Linked DNA regions of Homo sapiens: region 1 is linked to region 2. A link is an interaction called in ENCODE POLR2A ChIA-PET data of the cell type or tissue named here. Cell type or tissue: A673. All regions are shown on one strand. Links, peaks and the distances in the headings refer to the core of each region. The heading gives the core; the rest is flanking DNA. Region 1 has its middle 41 kb from the start of TRAF6. Region 2 has its middle 16 kb from the start of FJX1.

Region 1 (2,815 bases), core at 282-2,781, 870 kb after region 2:
AGGGATCTTCCCCATGCAGCTCTCTCCAAGCATGTTCCAACTGAGGCTGTGTGGCCAGGTGACCCAGTGAACACAGGTGGGAGTCTGAGCCCTTCTTCCAACTCCTTGCCTTTGCTCCAGCCAATGTCTGCCACTTCCCTGCAGAGAGTTAACCCTGTTCCTGGGGATGTTTTGCTCCAGAGCCAGCTCATTTTCTTGGCCTGCCCTCTTTCTGTCTGTGGTAAGAGATTGCTTTGGGATCTGACAGTCCTGAGGACAGTGAGAGCACCTGTTGTTTGCTCTTTGAAGCAATCAAAGAGCCATCTCTTTGAAGAAGCTCTCCTGCCAGGAAGAGGGAGTGTCCCAGGCCAGTGAACTCAGGCAAGAGCCTCCTTGTCCTAACCCTCTCTGCATTCAGGAATCTAGCATGAGGGCCGAGTACTAGGCTGTTCCTCACAACAACCTTGCAAGGCAGGTGTCACCCTCATTTTGCAGATGAGCAAACTGAGCCTTGGGTCTTTTAAGCAATGGAGCTTGGACTTGACCCCAGGTTCACCACAAGTCCAGTGGTCATCCCTTTCTATTCTAGGAGGTACCCTAGCCTGATAGAAAATGAAGAATAGCTAAGCCAGGGGCAGAATCTGCTCAGCTTGCTACAAGGTAAGAGATGTTCCAGCGTTTCTAGAAAAGCTGAGGAACAAAGCTGCATCTCTTGCTTTTCTGCAGTCATTTCTAGAAAACCTCATGGCGTAGGGACTCTGGTATCCTGGACAGTAAATTTCTTATGTAGAAAAGATTTCGGGGCTTTTAAAAAAAAACTTATGTTAAAATTTGTCTTTAAAGTAATAATTTAATAAGTTTATATTTAATTTAATAAACATAATTTTGTCTTTAGAATCAATATTCCATTTCAGATGCAAAGCTTAAACTTTTTTATGCTTTTAAATTCAGCTTACAAATATTATTCTATTTTATAAGTCTAGCAGATCTTGGCAATAATTTTGGAGGAGTGTTTCAATAATGCTTGCTCTTATTTACAAGCATAGCTTAGCACTTCAAACATTTTAAAACAGATTTAGAAATTTAATGTATTTATTTTTTAAGTACTTTGGTTTTTCTGACCACAAGCAAAATCATCCCAAATTTTAAACTCTTATAGAAGTGAATAAATTTAACTTAAAAGATAAATCTAGGTGCTCTTAAATGTTTTTATACTCTACTTAAACTTAGATGTCACCATTAAAAAAATCACAAGTCTAAATTAATTCTCAATTATACATTTTAAAGTGGAGTTGTAATATTTCTACCCTTAAATCTAAACCTTCCTGAAGTGTTGGTGAGATATTGTCTCTCAGTTTCGAGCCTTTTCCTTTTTTTGTGATGCTGTGGCTGGGATTCTGCAAACCACATTGCTGCTTTGTCAGCTGGGTCCCTGGTAGGTTCTGCCAATGGAGGGCGCTAGAGGGAGCCTGGGGGACTGGTGGAGGGAGAGGAGTTGGGCTCATCCTGTCTTTGTCCACATCACCTAGCATAGACAGCTGGGTCCAGCAGCAGTGTTGAGTTACTGTTTGCAGTTTATCCACATTCCCAGAACCAGCCTCAACATCTCCCCTTAGAGATACAAGCACTGTCCAGCCTGGGACCCCTCCTCAGAATTCTGAAGCCCTCTGGGGCCCCTCCTCTAACTTTTTAAATTTCAATAACCCCTAACACTGCTTTTTGTTTCCCCAGTTCTAAGGGTGGTAGTTGCTTCCTGTAGTTACCACCTCTGTGATTCCTCTGGGTCCCCTCTTTGCCATTTTATTTGTCCAATTTTTGATTAATAATTCTTTATATTAAATTCTGTCTGTTAAAATACTTGATGTGGCCTTTGTCCTCTGACTAGCCCCTGACTGATGAACCAGGGTTGAAAAAATATCCACTAAAGAAGATAATAACCATTCCAGGTAACCAAGGCAAATCACTACCAGAAATTTCCTTTGGGTGTGAGACCCAGAGCTGCAGACATTGAGTGGCTTCTTTTCCCCCCACCTAAGAAAACTATATCCCTTCCAGTAATTTTGGTGGTTGCTTCTCAGCATTCTTGAGTTTATAGGTGGAGCATACTTGATCCTTGTGTGAGTCCCCAAGAGACACTGGGTCCTATTTGTGGTTGCTTAGTCAATGACTTCATAGCTTAAAAGAAGTGACCTCGGAGCCCTTGTTCCTGTATCGTACAATTGCCTAGTTCTTCAGTTACCTTCAGCAGTATGCATTTCTCACTAAGTCACTCATTAGATTGGCTTTTCATTTCCTTGGTGATTCTAGCCTAGGTCTAATGACTTTTGAGAGACATCCTAAGCCATGTAAATACCTTGAACCAAATAGACTTCTGAATTCTTTTATATTCTCAGGACTGCATAACTCTTAACTCTTAACAAGTGCTTAAATTTCAGTCTGATATCAGTCAAATATCTCAGATAGCTTTGTTTGTGGTCCAACTTATGAGGTCATTTCATTCTCTGTAGGCTGAAGTAAGGATTAAGTCATTTGCCTGCCAACAGAAACTTTTGCTGCCTAGTCTAGAGCCGTTTTGAGAAGGGTTCAATAAGTGGAAATCGCATTAGGCTTCTGGTTCTGGCCATATGGGAATGGCTTGTATCAGATTAATTGTCCTTATAAAATAATTAGGAAAGCAGGGCAAAATATATAAAGGAACTGTTCAAAGGAACTGGAGAACATCCAGTGCAGGCAGGACCTGAGAGACTGTGATCCCCAAGAGAAAGGAAACATGAGGAAAGCTCCACATTCTTCCTGGCTTTTCCCCTGAGAGGATTTCCCCGAGTCCCTGGAGTGG
Region 2 (2,815 bases), core at 106-2,605:
TATACATTAAGAAAATTAGTTCTCACCCACAGGAAATTCAGAAATATATAGGCTTCTCCGTTGGGATTAAACCAAGCTGCATATAAAAGAAAACATTAAGTAACAGTAGCTTATGTAAGTTAGAAATTGCTAGCTTACATAGAGAAAGTGCTGTATTTCTCTCACATAAAAGAAGCCCAGAGAAAAACATTCAATAGCTGGTATGGCAGGACCCACACTCTCAGCACTACCATCTTCAGTATACGACTTGTATTCTCAAGTTAGCTTCATGGTCACATATTGGCTGCCATTATTCTAGCCATCATGCCCACCTTCCAAGAAGCAGGAAAGTAAAGAAAGTTAGGGCAAAAAGCCACATAACTTCCATTGACAAGGAAATCTAGAAAATGTGGTTTTATATCTGGGTACATTACTATACTTATCAATATAGATTTGGTGTTACTAAAGGAGAATAGAATGCCCACTGGAAAAGCAAGTCGCAGTTTCTGCTGCTGTAGGCTTCTAGGATGGGTTATTTAGTGACTCAGTCCAATCCTAAAGGACCCAGATTCTCTCCATCCCTGCACTTCAATCTTGGGTATTGACCTCACCCTCAGATTTGGTGGCAAATGGCTGTGCAGCAGTTGCAAATGTCCCATCCAGATGCAATAAAACCAGAGGAAGATGAAGGAAACTCCTCCCATAGCACTCCCTCAGAAGTGAGAACACTTTTCTCAGAATCTCATCAGCAGATTTCTAATGGTCAAAATTAGATCAGGGGAAAAGGCAGCCTTTCCTTTGGAGGTGAGGGTGAGCACATATTCCTTAAAGCACATAGCTTCATGGGGGAGAGTGGGATAACTGGTCAAATTTAGGGTCTGTGAGAAAGGAAGAGGGAGGTGGGAGCTGGATGTTGGATGCAAAGACCAACTCCACCATATTCTAGCTTTGGACCTTGCCACGGACTTAATACCTCCAAGCTGGAGGTATTGAGCTGCCTTCTCTGTTAATGACTAACTTGTAGGGTGTTGTAAGGCTAGAGTGAGATGTGTGTCACATATGTGTGTGTGTGTAATTTTACAGTTCTATAGATATGAGCTGTTCCATGCTCTTGCAACACAAGTAATGCTATAGGTCTTTATTTCTCTAATAAAATGGAAGCTGCTCAAACTCCCATACACGAGATTGGAAGGAAGTTCAGTTACTGCACTCTAGAGACTTCTCTTCTCTGGGGCTTATAGAGCCCAGAAAAGAGGTTTGTCAAACTGCCACTTTCCCACCAGGATGCTTCCGGAATCACTTGGCCTCCTGTTTCTTTTGCTGTTACTGCTTCTCACTACTTCCTAGCAACTAAAATTAAAAATACTTCTTGTAACAACGATTGAGAATGCCCTCTGTGTCATGCACTCCAAGTGCTACAAATAAACGAACTTGTTCAATGACACCAGAGCCCCTCTGGGTCTGTGGCCCTCCACATGTCTGCTGCTGCCGCTCCATGCTGCCATGGGGTGCCACTCCCCAGCTCCCTGTCTTGTCATGCCAAGACAGCCTTTGAAAGACTGAAAGGCTTTGAAAGTGTCTCCTTCACTGATTCACTCCCACAAAACCACATAAAATCCTGGAGGCCCCTTGTCTAGCACTTCAGGACTTTGGTTTTACATGCCCAGTTTTCTCAGGCACTCTCATGATTATTCTCCTCTACAGCCCCCAGCCTAGAGCCCACTCACTGTCTTGCTTCTGTTTGGGAAATCTTCTACCCCTCTTGGATAATTTCCTACTTCAACTTTATCCACTCCCCCATACACCTACAAACACCAGTCATGCCTGCTTTATTATCCTAAACTAGAGCCTGACAGCTACCTAATATCCCCTCCACACACACCCGCATTGTGTATCTGCCATATGGGTGAGATATGGTGATCCCACCACCACTGCCCCCATAAGTATGCTTTGCTCAGATAACCTAAGCCAATCAACATTCTCCAGTCAAAGGGATTCAGTCAAGTATCAGCATGAGACGCAATTTGAATGGGTGAGAACGGACCTGAGCTTTTTCAAGGAACTTCTAGGGGCAAAAAATATTTCTCTATCTCCTTCTAGATAATGTGTAAGTAAAGGCTGGAACTGCTGCATCCATTTTGCCACCATGAGGAAGCCAGGCTGCTGCTGTATGAAAAGCATAACAGGAAGCTTGAAAGAAACTAGCGCTGGATGACATTGGTGAGCCCTTAAATCAACCCAACCCAGAAGACCTTCTAGGTACTTGTACCTTAAATCTATCTCCTATATTGTTTAACCAATCTGGAAGTGAGATTCTTATAGTTTAAAAAAAAAAAAAAAAACAAGACTTAAGTGACCCAATGAGGCATCCAGAAATGGCCCAGACCTTAGAAAGGCCTTAATTCCCTAAGGCTGGGATAAGAACACCCCAGGTCAAGGGAATAATATGAGAAATACTGCCCTAACCGAGGACCTAATTAGACTTCTAAAGGAGTTCAGCCTGAACCTAAAAGAAAGGATGCTTAAGGCCAGGCGCGGTGGCTCACGCCTGTAATCCCAGCACTTTGGGAGGCCAAGACGGGCGGATCACGAGGTCAGGAGATCGAGACCGTCCTGGCTAACACGGCGAAACCCCGTCTCTACTTAAAAAATACAAAAAAAAATAGCCGGGCGTGGTCGCGGGCGCCTATAGTCCCAGCTACTGGGAAGGCTGAGGTAGGAGAATCGCGTGAACTCGGGAGGCGGAGCCTGCAGTGAGCCGAGATGGCGCCACTGCACTCCAGCCTCGGCGACAGAGTGAGACTCCGTCTTAAAAAAAAAAAAGAAAGGACGCTTA

The links. ChIA-PET counts read pairs that join two places held together with the same protein. Peaks named below come from ENCODE experiments on the same cell type or tissue, not always from the same donor. Only the 100,000 strongest peaks of a DNase experiment are listed, where the experiment ranks them.
Region 1: POLR2A ChIA-PET joins it to region 2 with 5 read pairs; 1 of 35 experiments calls an interaction of 5 or more read pairs at or near these places.

Annotation. Positions count from the first base shown.
Region 1 is chr11:36,467,829-36,470,643 of GRCh38, forward strand. No RefSeq gene overlaps it. Among named protein-coding and RNA genes, the nearest start is that of TRAF6, 41 kb to the right of the region's middle. In A673, for the core only: a CTCF peak has its summit at 1,421 (motif pointing right); DNase peaks (open chromatin) are centred at 1,433 and 2,163.
Region 2 is chr11:35,601,346-35,604,160 of GRCh38, forward strand. No RefSeq gene overlaps it. Among named protein-coding and RNA genes, the nearest start is that of FJX1, 16 kb to the right of the region's middle. In A673, for the core only: no CTCF peak of the experiment used is centred there; a DNase peak (open chromatin) is centred at 1,246; H3K27ac peaks cover 1,102 bases.